Linked DNA regions of Homo sapiens: region 1 is linked to region 2. Evidence: chromatin loops called from intact Hi-C (ENCODE). Cell type or tissue: HCT116. All regions are shown on one strand.

Region 1 (8,000 bases), 400 kb after region 2:
TTTATAACCTGTTACTTTGTTTTTGTGATTACCTAGTTATTTTCTATCTCATCCACTAGAGGCAGTGTCCACAAAGCTAAGGACTTTGTCTGCCCTGTCACCACCATGACCCCAGTACTTAAAACTGAGCATAGGCCGGGCACGGTGGCTCACACCTGTAATCCCAGCACTTTGGCAGGCCGAGATGGGCGGATCACAAGGTCAGGAGATCGAGACCATCCTGGCTAACACGGTGAAACTTCATCTCTACCAAAAATACAAAAAAATTAGACGGGCGTGGTGGCGAGTGCCTGTAGTCCCAGCTACTCGGGAGGCTGAGACAGGAGAATGGCGTGAACCCGGGAGGCGGAGTTTGCAGTGAGCTGAGGTCACGCCACTGCACTCCAGCCTGGGCGACAGAGCAAGACTCTGTCTCAAAAAAAAAAAAAAAAACAAAAAAACAAAAACTGAGCATAGGAGCCAGGCGCAGTGGCTCACGCCTATAATCCCAGCACTTTGGGAGGCCGAGGCAGGCGGATCACCTGAGGTCAGGAGTTCGAGACCAGCCTGGCTAACATGGTGAAACCCCGTCTCTACTACAAATACAAAAATTAGCTAGGCATGGTGGCAGGCGCCTGTAATCCCAGCTACTCAGGAGGCTGAGGCAGGAGAATTGCTTGAACCTGGGAGGCGGAGGTTGCAGTGAGCTGAGATCACGCCATTGCACTCCAGCCTGGGCGACAAGAGTGAAACTCCATCTCAAAAAAAACGAACAACAACAACAAACTGAGCATAGGCTGGACAAACACTGAATGAATGGATCAATGAGTGAGTAAAGGAACAGAGCAGCTGGGCGTGGTGGCTCACACCTGTAATCCCAACACTTTTGGAGGCTGAAGCAGGAGGATCCCTTGAGCCCAGGAGTTTGAGACCAACCAAGGCAACATAGTGAGACCCATCTCTACAGAAATTTTTTAAAAATCAGCCTGGTGTGGTGGTGCACATCTGTGGTCCCAGCTACTTGGGAGGCTGAAGTGGGAGGATCACTTTAGCCCAGTAGATTGAGGCTGCAGTGAACTGTGATTGAGCCACTGCACTCCAGCCTGGGCGGATAGAACAAAACTCAGTCTCAAAAAAAAAAAAAAAAAAGGTCTGGGCATGGTGGCTTACGCCTGTAATCCCAGTACTTTGGAAGGCTGAGGCGGGTGGATCACCTGAGGTCAGGAGTTCAAGACCAGCCTAAGCAACATGGTGAAAACCCATCTCTACTAAGAATAGAAAATTAGCTGGGTGTGGTGGTGCATGCCTGTGACCCCAGCCACTTGGGAGGCTGAAGCAGAAGAATTGCTTGAACCGGGGAGGCAGAGATTGCAGTGAGCCAAGATTGTACCACTGCACTCCAGCCTGGGCAACAGAGTGAGACTCCATCTCAAAAGCAAAAAAAGAAAAGAGAAAGCCTGAATTTTATGACAAATCCAATCTGAAAAAGACCACTAGGGATGTAGCTGTAGTTTAACAAAATTAGGCTTATTAACTTGATGTAGCAAGAGAGACAACACACCAGAGAAACTGTGGAGGGTCTCACCAAACAAAAGAAGAAATGGGATTATCATAGGATTTGGAGGAGGTTGGAGTTTAGGTGAAATTGAAATGAAGCCGTGTTGATAGGTGCAAAGCAAAGCTGGCAATGTGTAAAGGGGTTAACATCTGGCGTGGGCTGAGAATCAGACTCAGAGTCTTGTTTCCTTGGACACCACAAAGGTAAGACAAATATAGACTATTGTGTCCAAAAACCCTTTATCTGAAGCTCTGCATCTGGGTAGATACAGGCTATGTCTCTGTATCAAACCTGGCTCTTCTGACCCACTAGAGAAGCGTGGGATGTTCTGCTCTCACTGATGTGATTTCAAACAGCAAAGTTTCTGACAGTCTCTGATTTTAGAGAATGAGATTCCTTTTTTTTTTTTTTTTTTTTTTTTTTTTAGGTGGAGTTTCACTCTTGTCGCCCAGGCTGGAGTGCAATGGTGCGATCTCGGCTTACTGCAACCTCCGTCTTCTGGGTTCAAGCAATTATCCTGCCTCAGCCTCCTGAGTAGCTGGGATTACAGGTGCCCGCCACCACACCCAGCAAATTTTTGTATTTTAGTAGAGATGAGGTTTCACCATGTTGGCCAGGCAGAGAACAAGATTTCTCAGCACTGTCTTTTTTTTTTTTTTTCTTTGAGACAGTCTCGCTCTTTGGCCCAGGCTGGAGTGCAGTGGCGTGATTTTGACTCACTGCAACCTCTACCTTCCTAGTTCAAGCAATTCTCCTGCCTCAGCCTCCAGAGTAGCAGGGATTACAGGCATCCACCACCACGCCCAGCTAATTCAGCCTCCCAAAGTGCTGGGATAGCACTACGTCTTTGATGTTAATTGACAAAAGAAAGTTTGACAGATTCACCTTTTTTTTTTTTTTTTTTTTTTTTGAGACGGAGTTTTGCTCTTGTTGCCCAGGCTGGAGTGCAATGGTGTGATCTCGGCTCACTGCAACCTCCACCTCCCAGGTTCAAGTGATTCTCCTGCGTCAGCCTCCCTAGTAGCTGGGATTACAGGCATTTGCCACCACGCCCAGCTAATTTTGTATTTTTAGTAGAGATGGGGTTTCTCTATGTTGGTCAGGCTGGTCTCAAACTCCCGACCTCAGGTGACCTGCCCACCTCGGCCTCCCAAAGTGCTGGGATTACAGGCATGAGCCACTGCGCCCGGCCTCACCTTTTTTTTTTTTTTTTTTTTTGACAGAGAGTCTTGCTCTGTGTCCCAGGCTGGAGTGCAGTGGCATGATCTTGGCTCACTGCAACCTCCACCTCTCAGGTTCAAGCAATTCTCCTGCCTCAACCTCCTGAGTAACTGAGACTACAGGTAAGTGCCACTACACCCAGCTAATTTTTAAATTTTTAGTAGAGACAGGGTTTCACCCTGTTGGCCAGGCTGGTCTTGAACTCCTGACCTCAAGTGATCCACTTGCCTCGGCCTCCCAAAGTGCTAGGATTACAGATGCAAGCCATTGCGCCCAGCCCAGATTCACATTTGATCTCAATCATCTGACCTATGTCCAGAATATATAAAGAATTCTACAAACCAGCCAGGCGGGGTGGCTCATGCCTGTAATCCCAGCACTTTGGGAGGCTGAGGAGGGCAGATCACAAGGTCAGGTATTCAAGACCAGCCTGGCCAACATGGTGAAACCCCGTCTCTACTAAAAATACAAAAATTAGCCAGGCGTGGTGGTGGGCCTGTAATCCCAGCTACTCAGGAAGCTGAGGCAGGAGAATCGCTTGAACCTGGGAGGTGGAGGTTGCAGTGAGCCAAGATTGCACCACTGCACTCCAGCCTGGGTGACAGAGTGAGACTCCGTCTCAAAAAAAAAAGGAATTGAAGTATTGACATTGTGCCTTCTTGAAAAATGCATTGCTGGCTTTTCATGATTTAGAAATCAAAAGCAAAAAATTATTGGCCTTGACATTCTAATCATTATTCAAAGAATTAAGTTATTGACTATATGGGTTTTAAAAGACTTGAATTGATAAGACTTGGAGATTTGAACAAAGGAAAATTGAATGCTGGCAGTTTTAGGCAAGATTCCCTGACTCTCTGCTGCCCATGTGTGGAGAGAACTGGGTCATCACAGCTCCCAGCCTCCCTCTGAGGATGGGTAGAGGTCCCTTGGGGGCCCGCTGGCCAGCCACATTATGAAATTACATATATCCCACTGCCCTTTACTCTGAAACTATTTTGGAGAATTATCCAAGGGTTCTTCCTGACTCATTGGGAGGAAGTGGACACTCAGCCTTTGCAACCCTACTGTGCCTTGGCAACGCCTGACAGTTACATGTCAGCAGGCACTGTCTGTCTGACTCAATAACAATGATAAATGTGTGTGGTTTCAGAACTTCCTCCCCACCTCCCACCACCCTCATGATGCGGAAGTCTCTGTTCAGCTTGACTCCATTTCTTCCCTGCTCTCACTCTGCCCTTGCCATACCAGTTCTCAGGCTTTGCAAGACCTGGAGCTTGCAGGCAGATCACCTGAGGTCAGGAGTTCAAGACTAGCCTGGAGAACATGGTGAAATCCCGTCTCTACTAAAAATACAAAAAAATTAGCCAGGCATAGTGGCGTGTGCTTGTAATCTCAGCTAGTTGGGAGGCTGAGGCAGGAGAATCACTTGAACCCAGGAGGTGGAGGTTGCAGTGAGCCGTGATTGCGCCACTGCACTCCAGCCTAGGAGACAGAGTGAGACTCCGTCTCAAAAAAAAAAGAGCTGGAGTGAGAGTAAGGATGGGAAGAGAGTTGTAGGGGACGGCTGAGATGCCAGAAGTGGTTTAGGAGAAAAATGGGGCCAGTTTGTAACGTGTAGGGGCAGTGGATGGGAAAAGAAAAAAAAAAGAGAATTTGAAGGAGTATTGTTGATACAATCACTTTGGAGAGCAATTTGGCAATTGGTAAAGTTGAAAATGAGCATGTCCTCCCAGTCAGCATGTCCATTTCTTGGAATATACCCTAGAGAAACTCTCCTACATGTGCACCAGGAGACATGTCCAAGGACATCCACTGAAGCACTGTTCACAATCACAAAAAATTAGCTCTGCTTTAAATATCCATGAGGAAGGAATAAAGAATAATAAAAATTTAGGCAATGGGATATGCTACAAACAGCAGCAACGAACTAGAGATAGACCTCAAAAACACAACATTAAGGCCAGGCGGGGTGGCTCATGCCTATAATCCCAGCACTTTTGGAGGCTGAAGCAGGCAGATCACTTGAGGTCAGGCATTCGAGACCACCCTGGCCAACATGGTGAAACCCCATCTCTACTAAATATATATATATATATATGTGTGTGTGCATATATATATATATATATATATATATATATATATATATATATATTAGCCGGGCATGGTGGTGGGCACCTGTAGTACCAGCTACTCAGGAGGCTGAGCCAGGAGAATCACTGGAACCCGGGAGATGGAAGTTGCAGTGAGCCGAGGTGGCACCACTGCATTCTGGCCTGGGTGACAGAATGAGACTCCATCTCAAAAAAAAAAAAAAAAAAAAAAAAAAAAAAACCCACAACATTGAGTGAAAGAAGCAATTTGCAGGACAGTCCATACAGCATGAAGCTGTGCATGTATTTTTAAAAACCAAAACAATGCAATATATTGGTTTTGGATATTTATATATATGATAAAAACATAACAGCACAGAATAGAAGGACAAACACCAAACTCATATTATCAGTTAGGATAGGTTAGGTCCATGCCTCTGTGATAAATAACACCCAGTCTTAGTGGCTTATAACAGAGTTTATTTCATGGTTGGGCTACATGTCCATCAGGGGTTAGCAGAGCCTCCAGTTCACATCTCACTCTGGGACCAGGCTGACCAGCAACAACCAGATGTCACAGCAGAGAGAACGAGAGCCTGACAAATTGCTTTGTCTCTCAATATTTCACCTTGGCAAGCCTAATGGCCAGACCCAACTTTTTTTTTTTTTTCCCCAGATAGACAGGGTCTCACGGTCACCCAGGTTGGAGTACAGTATGTGAGCACCACTCACTGAAGCCTCAACCTCCCAGGCTGAAACAATTCTCCCACTATAGCCTCCCGAGTAGCTGGGACTACAGTCAGATGCCACCATGCCTAGCTAATTATTTTATTTTATTTTTAGTGGAGACGAAGTCTCATTATGTTGTCCAAGCTGGTATCAAACTCCTGGGCTCAAGCAATCCTCCTGCGTTGGCCTCCAAAGTGTTGGCATTACAGGCATGAGCCATCCCATCCAGCCAAGGTGATAGATGTATTATTATTATTATTTTCTTTAAGACAGAGTCTCCCTCTGTCACTCAGGCTGGAGTGCAGTGGCATTATCACGGCTCACTCAATCCTCAATGTCCTTGGCTCAAGCGATCCTCCTACCCTCAGCCTCACAAGTAGCTGGGACTACAGGCATGTGCCACCATGCCTGGCAAATTTTTTACTTTTTGTAGAGACGGCATCTCTCTATGTTGCCCAGGCTGGCCTTGAACTCCCAGGCTGGTCTTGAACGCCCAGGCTTAAGTGATCCTCCCACCTCGGCCTCCCAAAGTGCTGGGATTATAGGTGTGAGCCACTGTGCCTGGCCCAAACCTAACTTTAAGGGGGCAAGAAAGAGGTATCCTATTATGTGCCCAAAAGCAAAAGCAGTAATTGATGGATAAAAACCCTCTGTCCATCATGGTGATGACTTTTGGGAAGAATACAAAGGTGCTTCCACCTTAACTGTGAAAACTGGAAATAAAATCCTAAGCCCTCTCAACCACTGAATGGGCCTCCTCTTGGCCAAGAGGACCCCAGAGAAATCTTAAAATTTGAGTTCCCAGCCATGACAGGATGGGAGTCAGGCACACCTCATTAGACTTCCTTTTGGTGGTGTAGACACAACTGACCAGCATTAATGTTAAAAATTAGGCCGGGCGCTGTGGCTTATGCCTGTAATTCCAGCACTTTGGGAGGCCAAGGTGGGCGGATCACCTGAGGTCAGCAGTTTGAGACCAACCTGGACAACATGGCAAAACCCAATCTCTGCTAAAAATACAAAAAATTAGCCGGGCATGGTGGCCCATGCCTGTAATCCCAGCTACACAGGAAGCTGAGGCAGGGGAATCACTTGAACCCAGGAGGCAGAGGTTGCAGTGAGCCGAGATCGCGGCATTGCACTCCAGCCTGGGTGACAGAGTGAGACTCCGTCCCCAACCCCCGCAAAAAAAAATTAATGTTAAAATAGAGATCTTACAACTGACAGAACAGATTCTCAGTGGCAGTAAGATACCAAATTATAACAAGAGCTAAGGTCATGCCAGATAAGGGTTAAGACCCCTACACTTAAAAAAATAAGCTATGTTCTAACTGCCACAAGATTTTTCTTTCTTTGTTTCTTTTTTTGGAGACAAGGTCTCAATCTGTCACCCAGGCTGGAGTGGTACAGTGGTGCAATCACAGCTCACTGCAGCCTCAACCTCTCGGGCTCAAGTGATCTTCCCACCTCTGCCTCCCAAGTAGCTGGGACTACAGGCATGTGCCACCCCACCCAGCTAAGATGGGGTTTTGCCATGTTGCCCAGGCTGGTCTCAAACCCCTGGGTTCAAGCAGTCCTCCAGTCCTCCTACCCTAGCCTCCCAAAGTGCTGGGATTATAGTCATGAGCCACCGTTCCCAGCTGCCTGAGATTTTTCCTTTTCTCTAGCAGCTCAACAAGCACTGGCCTTGAGATCAATAATATTAAAACAACTGCAGCTCATCCACCACCAGACCCTAACAGACCCCCTGCTCCTGCTCCAAAGCCATAACTCCAGCTTTGATTGGTAAGGACACAGATTTCAGTAACTTTCTCCTGATAAGAAGACCACAGAGCATGGACTGGTTCTGTCTGGTTTACAGAAGCTGCACTTGAGTACCTTCATGTTCCTGCTTCACCTTTTGATGCACAGGGTCTTGTTTTCATGCTTAAAGAGGTGGGGTCTCACTATGTTGTCCAGGCTGTAGTGCAGTGGCTATTCACAGGTGCGATCATAGTGCACTGCAGCCTTGAACTCCTAGCTTCAAGCTACCCTCCTGTCTCCACCTCCTGAGTAGCGGGGACTATAGGCACATGCCACCATGCCCAGCAGTAATGCATTTAAATGTCAAGTCTCCACCCCACAGTGAACATGGGACACATGTAACATACGTTTGTTCAGTACACATGTGTCAGGACCCCCTTTGTTAATATTTACAGCTCCTTTTTTTTTTGAAACGGAGTTTTGCTCTTGTCACCCAGGCTGGAGTGCAATGGCACGATCTCAGCTCATTGCAACATCTACCTCCCAGGTTCAAGCAATTCTCCTGCCTCAGCCTCCCGAGTAGCTGGGATTACAGGCACCCGCCACCACATCTGCCTAATTTTTGTATTTTTTAGTAGAGACAGGGTTTCACTATGTTGGCCAGGCTGGTCACGATCTCC
Region 2 (8,000 bases):
GCCAGCACTTCTGTGCTGTAGATACTTCCAGCATCTGGAAACCAGAATGGCTCAGGCAGCAGTAAAGGGCTCTGGATCTGCCTGCCCTTCCCCAAACTCCCTGGGCCTCAGTTTCCTCATCTCTTTATGGGGATGGTAGATAGCAGCCTCCCTTCTCGTGGGATTAAATAAAATAAGTGTGAAGCACCTGGTAACTTTAGAAATCTTTTTCTTTTTCTTTTTCTTTTCTTTTCTTTTTTTTTTTAGACAGGGTCTCGCTCTGTCCCTCAGGCTGGAGTGCAATGGCAAGATCTCAGCTCACTGCAACCTCTGCTTCCCTGGTTCAAGTGATTTTCCTGCCTCAGCCTCCTGAGTACCTGAGATTACAGGCAGCACCATCACTCCCAGCTAATTTTTGTATTTTTAGTAGAGAAAGCGTTTCATTGTGTTGGCCAGGCTGGAACTTTAGCAATCTCGACATAAATTCTAGTTCATATTTCCTTCAGATGCGGCTGCTATTCCAACTGCTTCCTTTTAGGAAGCAGCGTGGAGAAATGGAAATTGCATGGGGTTTGTAACCAGGCAGAAGTGACTTTGAATATCGGCTGTCACCAATGTCATCACTATGGAACTCTGGCAGGTGTCTTCACCTCTCTGAGCCAGTTCCTCCCCACCATGAAACAGGGATAAAAATAGAATCAATCTCCGTGGTTGGGTTTGGCTGACATTGCTTTGTAAAGTGCTATGCACGTTTCTGTCACTGCCTAGTTACCAGCTAAATGGCAGCTCTTATGTATTTCTTCCTCCTCTTTCAGCCACACCATCCATCTATTTATCCATCCATACATCCATGTATCCATCCATCCATTCATCCATGTGAAAACATCTGTTAAACTTCTACTGTGGGCCAGATCACAGGGCTAGTTGCTGGGGATGCAAAGATAATTAAGACATGAGTCTTGCTCTAGGAATTTGCAGCCTCATGGGGAGATAGCCATAAAAAGAATCACTTTCATTTGCTGAGCATCTATATGCAGCAGACATGGTGCTAGGACTCCACACGTCCTCTCAGTAAATCCCAGGAGACAGGACCCCAGAGGCATTGCTCTCATTCAGTGCTCTCGCCTCCCTCCTGGATTGCCTAGTCAGGTAAACCTGCCGCATACAGGTGGGAAGGGCCGTCATGGGGGTCTGAGAGAGGCCGGTGGGGCCTGAAGGAGAGAGTGCTTGGCTCCACGTGGGAAGAATTGGGCAGGTGGGAGCAGTTGCAGAGGGCTTGCAGAGGAGGTTGTCAGAGAGGGCGTTCTGGGTGGTTGGGGCAGGGGGCAGGGGGCAGAGGCTTAGAGGCACAGAGCAGCAGGGAGCCTCATCCTCAGGGAACACTGAGAGTTTGGGGAGGGAGAGTTGTTTTGTGTGGGAGGCAGGGTGGGAGTAGATGATGCTGGGGAGGTGGGAGTGAGGGGCCCAGATCATGAGGGACCTCGGCGTCCTGGCTCGGTTGAGCAGTTTGGACTTTGTGCTCTGAACATGTGTTTCAGAGTGAGACATGGAGAGGGGCTGATGTAACCACCCCAGCAGGAGTAAGGAGGCTGGAAGGAGGAAACCAGTGATGAAGGATTTGCCATAACCTTGTCCTGGATGGAGAGCCATGGCCAAAGTGGGTGGAGAGGAATGGCCATGCAAGGCAGCTGTGATGGATTCACCTCTGTGCAAGACAGCTATGACGGAGTTGATAGAAAGTGTGAGAACATGGGCCACCCCTCCTTGGATGTGTAAGTATTATAGACATCCTAGATATAAGTATTACAGACCCCTACCAGGACAGGGAATTCCAGAGGAAGAACAGGATTTGAGGGAAAAAGGCGGTAAATTAATTTTGATGTTCAATAAGCAAGTCAAAGTGCTGCATTCCAGGCAGTGGGCTGGACACCTTAATCCAAACCCAACAGTTCCGTACACTCCTATAACCACTCCCACTTTACAGATGAGGAAACTGAGGTCCGGAGACATTCAGTCTCTTCCCAAGATCACATAACTCATGAGTGGCAGAGCAAGGATTTGAACCCATGTCTGCCTGGCCCCAAGCCTGATGTGAAAAGGAAAATCACAGAGGGCTTTTCAAGGTTCCCATCCTGAAACTCGAGCCTGGTGATGTTCAGCTGTTAGAGCTGGGCGCTTAGAATCATCCCAGGAAGGTACTGACCGCGCCCTTCAACCCGGTCTGCTCTTGGCACCAGAAAAACCCTTTGGGGTTTCAGCCCTTCTCTGAGACTCAGCCTTAGCTAAGCTTACCCTGGGCCAGAGTGGCAGGCTGACCCACAGAGGGGCTGTGTGCGTGGCACCGACTCCCCAGTCCCTGGCCAGGCCACACCGTCTTGCAGAGCCTCGAATGTGACAGACAAGAGATACAGGTACTGGGGATTAATTTGTCGCTTTGGGGTTTGGTGAGAAGAAATGACGTGAGAGAAGGGGAGGAGAGAAAGGTGCGTGGGAGAGCTTGTGGCCCCTCAGAAGTGAACCAATGGATTAGAGGCACCAAACGAATAGTAATAAAAGCAGAAGCAGGGGCTGCCATGTTTGGGGGCTGCTTACCACCTACCAGGCCTTTTTTACTTTATGCATTATTTAGTCCTTACAGTAATCCTATGGCATTGAGGATTCAATTTCATTTCACAGAGGGGGAAACTGGGGCACAGAGAGGTTAAGTAACCTGCACCAGGTCACACAGCCATCAAGAGTTGGAGAGCCCATCACCATCATTCTTCTGCCTCAGCCCCTCCCACTCTACCTGGTGTGCCTGGCAGCCCTGAAGGCAGAGGAGAAAAATGGGGAGCGGGGAGGTGCAGGGCTGGTGAATCCAACCTCCATGAACTTCCTGCTGGGGCTGAAGGGGCAGGTAGGGGACCTGAGCTCTGAATCCATTCCACCCTGACTCCTCACATGACCTTGGATGATCTGTCTCCACCCTGGATTCAATCATCTTTGTGCAAAGAGAATATTCATTTAGGTGGCGTTTCAGTTTCTTTCCAGATTGGAATGGTGTGATTCTAAGAGTCCTGGGACAGAAGGAGTATTGGAGGTGTCAAGGGGCTGGACCGGTGAGGACAGGAGTCGAATGTGCCCCTGATCTCTGTCCCTCTCCTCGGGGCTGCAGCCCTTGTGACATCGAAGTGCCCCACCCCCTCCTTCGGCTTCCCTCGCTGCTGCGCAGAGGCCACTGGAGGGCGCTGTCTCCTCACACTTCTGGCTGAGCTCACCTCCGCTGTCTGAACCTCCTTTTGAGGCTGGAGAGAAATTGAGAGGCCTGGAGCCAGTGTCTGGGAGGCCTCTGGACACAGCTGGACCCACCGAGGCCACATGGGGTCAGTAGGATCTGAGCCTGTGGAAGGAGGTGCCAGAGCAATGACTAGGAGTCAAAGTCCTGGGCTTCAGGGCGAGGGCTTGTGGTGAGCTCTGGACAAATGGCTTTGTCTGTTCGATCCTCAGTTTTTGTATCTGCAGACTGTGGAGAGTGACCCACCTTATGGCACTGTTGTGAGAAGTGCTACAAATGAGAATGTACATGTGAGTGCTTCAAAGAACTCAGATGTTCTCCATGCCAGAGTGGGTTTTATTTATTTATTTATTTTTTGATGGAGTCTTGCTCTGTTGCCCAGGCTGGAGTGTGCAATGGTGCAATCTTAGCTCACTGCAACCTCTGCCTCCTGGGTTCAAGGAATTCTCCTGCCTCAGCCTTGCCGAGTAGCTGGGATTACAGGTGCACACCACCACACCCAGCTAATTTTTGTATTTTTAGTAGAGATGGGGTTTCACCATGTTGGCCAGGCTGGTCTCAAACTCCTAAACTCAAATGATCCACCTGCCTAGGCCTCAAAAAGTGCTGGAATTACAGGCATGAGCCATCTCACCTGGCTAATTTTTATATTGTTAGTAGAGAGAGGGTTTCACCATGTTGACCAGGCTGGTCTCAAACTCCTGACCCCAGATGATCTGCCCGCCTCTGCTTCCCAAAGTGCTGGGATTACAGGCATGAGCCACCGTGCCTGATCCGCCAGAGTAGGTCTTGATGGTTATCACCCTTGAAGAATCATCCAGTAACCCAAGGAGAAGATCATTTGGCTAGGGCCCCGTATGACCTTCAAACTGGCATAGGCACTGAACTGTTCCTTACGTTCTCACAACAGCCCCAAGAGGTATGAATTATTATCATCTCCATTTCATAGCTGGGAAAACCCAGGCTCAGAGAGGCGCCATAGCTCCCCCTGGGTCACCCAGCCACTGGGTGGCCTTACCGGAATTCAGACCCAGGTCTGTTTGGCTCCATAGACTTGCTTAAACTACTGGACTGTCCCGCACTGGCCCATGCCAAGTCAGGAAAGGGTTTGATGTGACCTACTAAAGTCCCTCGGGCTGAGGTTTCAGCTGAGTGTCCTTTATTTAGTCCTTTGGAGGTGTGGACCCGTATGTCTTTGGTATGGATCCACATTTCAGTGGGGTCAGTAACTCCCTGGATTGGTTTTGCCATTTTTTTTTCTCCCCTTGGACTTATACGCATGATTCTTCCCCCTCCCTGGGAAGCAGAGCTGGCCCTGTGACATAGGTGGCTTTACCTGCAGCTTGACCTCTTTACCTCTTTTTTTTTTTTTTTTTTTTTTGAGATGGAGTCTCACTCTGTTGCCCAGGCTGGAGTGCAGTGGTGCAATCTCGGCTCACTGCAACCTCTGCCTCCTAGGTTCAAGTGATTCTCCTGCCTCAGCCTTCCCAGTAGCTGGGACTACAGGCGCACACCACCACACCTGGCTAATTTTTGTGTTTTTAGTAGAGATGGCGTTTCACCATGTTGGCCAGGCTGGTCTCGAACTCCTGACCTCTCTCAGGCGATCTGGCCGCCTTGGCCTCCTAAATTGCTAGGATTACAGGCATGAGCCACGGCACCCGGCAACCTTCTCATATGAGTGGCAGATGGGTGGAAGAGGCTGGACTTATGTCCATTCACAGGCTCCCCACCCTGGTCAGGGTGCAGGGTATTTGCTGTGCTGGAGGACATACCTCCATGTTAAAATGCCCAGTTGAAGCCTTGTAGCTTTTTTCACTTCTTATTTTCTATCTTGATGAAAGATTGTGCTGTCGGCAGGGTTGTAGTTAAGTCGAAGTGTGGCTTTGTTTTCACAATTTCTGTTCACTTTCCTCCCACTCTTAGGCAGCTTGAGAAGGGTGGAGGGGTGGGGAAGGAGAGTGACAGTGGGTGCTGGAATCTCCCAGCCTGGGGGGTTCTTGAAGTTCCACAGTCATGGAATTGTGGCGCTGGAAGCGACCCTCCCAGGGCACAGAGGAGGCAACTGAGGCCCAGGGAGAGGACCCAGACCCTCCCAAGGTCGCCCAGCTAGTTAGCGACAGGCTGGGACCAGAATCTGCCTTTCTGCTGGTCCCACGCCAACACATTTGCTAAGTCACCCAAAGCCTGGAGTGTGGTTAGTTTAGAAAACTGAGACAAGGAGCCAGGGGATGGGACAGTGGAGCGGGGACAGGGAGGTGCTGACCTTGTGCTTTGAAAGCGCTAGTGGGGAGTTGCTTGTCTTCATCTGACGTCAGCCCCTGGACAAATAATGGCCACAGAAAGCAAATATTATGAGAGTCCTTGTGTAAACACGGAGCTGGTGTTTCAGTGTCAGAAATGGGCCGAGGACTCCAGGCTCTATCAGACCAGCTCCCCAGCGCTGCCTCTCAGCAAATGTACCTCTCCCTGCTGGGGAAGAAGGACCTTCAACAAAGATGGGGGGCAGAGTCCCCCTAAGAGGCCACAGTGGGGCAGAAAGGGAGAAGCTAGGAGGGTTCTGGGAGAACTGAGAAGATGCAGCATACCCAGGGACTAAATTAGTTTAGGGATGCAGGAAGAAAAACCTGTCAATTACCAGGCACCCATCCTGTGTCAGGCCTGACTGAGCCCTTTATAGACATTGTCTCATTTAATCTTCCCAGGAGCTCTAAGGGATAGGCATTGTTGTCCACATTTTGTAGATAAGTACATTGAGGCTCAGAGAGGTTAAGCAACTTGTCTGCAGTCACACAGGTGGGAAGTGATAGAACGGGGATTTGATCTCAAGTCTGTCTGAGTCCACTACCCTGGTGTGTTTTGCAGTCTGGACCAAGGGCCTTTCTTCATCAGAGTCACCAGGAAACCTTGTCAAAGAGGAGATACCCAGGCCTTGCACCAGCCTTTGGGGAGGGCCTGAGAGTGAGCATCTCCCAGGGAAGAGGAAGGAGGAAGGCTGCTAACACCTGGGAATAATCGCTCAATAGCAGGAGCAGCTAAATTTTTCCTTAAAGGGCTAGATACTAAATATTTTAGACTCTGCAGACCTTTAGTCTCTGTTGCAACTATTTGGCTCTGTTACCGTTGTGTGAAAGCAGCCACAGACAATACGTATGTGGATGAGGGTGGATGCATTCCAACAAAACTTTATTTACAAAGTGGCATGCTGGATTTGTCCCTGGTAGTTTGCTGCCCCTTGTCTATAGCATGCAAAGTGCCCCCATAGCCTGTCTCTCTGGTTGTCTTCCCAGCAGCCCTGTGAGGAGGGTATGATTTTCTCCGTTCTACAGATGAGGAGATGGAGGCCCGGGGAGGTTAGACATCCAGGGTCCCACAGAAAGTGGATGTCAGAGCTGGGAGTAGAATTAGACCTCCTGATCCCAGTTCAGTGTGCTGGAAAGTATGAGCCTGGTAAGAAGGTCTGGGCCAGGGAGATTGCTATTAAGTAATGAAAGCAGCCACCACTCACTGGGTACTTGCCATGTGCTGGGCACTGAGTCATGACCTCACATAAGCTGCTACCCAGATGTTGAATGTCATTGTCTCTGTCACATGGGGTGGTCACAGCCTCCCTGGGAGGTAGGAAGGCATCTGCAGCATGTCAAAACCAGCTTATCTCGGGTGCCCCAATACACCTGACATGTTACAGCTGCACCACGGGAAGGTGGAAGCTGCTGACAAGATGTATTTGCCTTTCCATTCGTGAGAATGTATGCATTCTCTCTCTCTCTGTCTCTTTTTTTCTCTCTTTTTCTCTCTCATTCAAAGACACACACACACACACACACACACACACACACACACACACCCCAGTCTCAAACAAACATCAAATAGACATGTGGTCACTTCAGTGACCTTCTTGTCCTAGGTAGGAGAATACAAAACACAAGGCCTGGAAATGACTCGTCTGGTTTACATGACATGTCCCTGCTGAGATCAGGAACCGGGAAACTGCCTGGTATGGGGAAAAGAATGCTGGACTTCCAGTTGGCCTGGATTCCGTACCACAGCCTGACCCTGATCTGCCGGGTGACTTTAGGTGTCACTCTCCTCATTTCTAAAATGGATGTCGCTTTCCTAATTCACAAATTGGGTGGGAAGTAGGTTTGTTCATTTGTTCAAGGCATTCATTTATTCATCCATTCACTTCCAACTATGTCGTAAGCACCTTCAGTGTGCTAAACACAGCTAGATCATTTGATTTGAAACTCTAAAGATTTAAGATGTGATCCTTCCTACGCCTGTTTAAGAGTTAGTACTTAAATGATAGGTCTTTTGACTCAAGGATGCCTTGTGCTAGGATTTCCCTCTAGGTAAAAAATTTATCTTTCTCCCATGCATAAAGTGGGCCTTGGCAGGCCAGGTGCGATGGCTAATGCCTGTAATCCCAGCTCTTTGGCAGGCTGAGGTGGGAGGATCACTTGAGTCCAGGAGTTTGAGTCCAGCCTGGTCAACATGGTGAGACCCTATCTCTACAAACAAACAAACAAACAAAAAAATTAGCCAGGCATGGTGGTGAATGTCTGTGGTCTCAGCTACATGGTAGGCTGAGGCAGGAGGCTTGCTTGAACCCAGGACGCAGAGGCTGCAGTGAGCCGTGTTTGCACCACTGCACTCCAGCCTAGGTGACAGAGCAAGACACTGTCTCAGAACAAACAAACAAAGTGGGCCTTGGCAAGAATATATTGCCAGCTCTGTGTGCCAATTT

The links. Hi-C counts contacts between places; a loop is a spot of excess contacts. Peaks named below come from ENCODE experiments on the same cell type or tissue, not always from the same donor. Only the 100,000 strongest peaks of a DNase experiment are listed, where the experiment ranks them.
Region 1: it touches region 2 in a loop (15-fold over the local background); 8 of 110 quality-filtered maps call a loop at or near these places.

What each region holds. Positions count from the first base shown.
Region 1 is chr1:22,015,098-22,023,097 of GRCh38, reverse strand. No RefSeq gene overlaps it. Among named protein-coding and RNA genes, the nearest start is that of LINC00339, 6.1 kb to the left of the region's middle. RefSeq lists silencers at 59-178, 3,793-3,852 and an enhancer at 4,053-4,142. In HCT116, CTCF peaks have their summits at 40 and 3,628; a DNase peak (open chromatin) is centred at 87.
Region 2 is chr1:22,411,969-22,419,968 of GRCh38, reverse strand. LOC105376856 (a long non-coding RNA gene) reads left to right here and starts at 1,005. Exons shown (of 3, transcript XR_947058.2): 1 at 1,005-1,128; 2 at 1,518-1,751; 3 at 2,999-3,638. RefSeq lists an enhancer at 1,824-2,739. In HCT116, a CTCF peak has its summit at 3,200 (motif pointing right); DNase peaks (open chromatin) are centred at 3,228 and 7,238; H3K4me3 peaks cover 658 bases.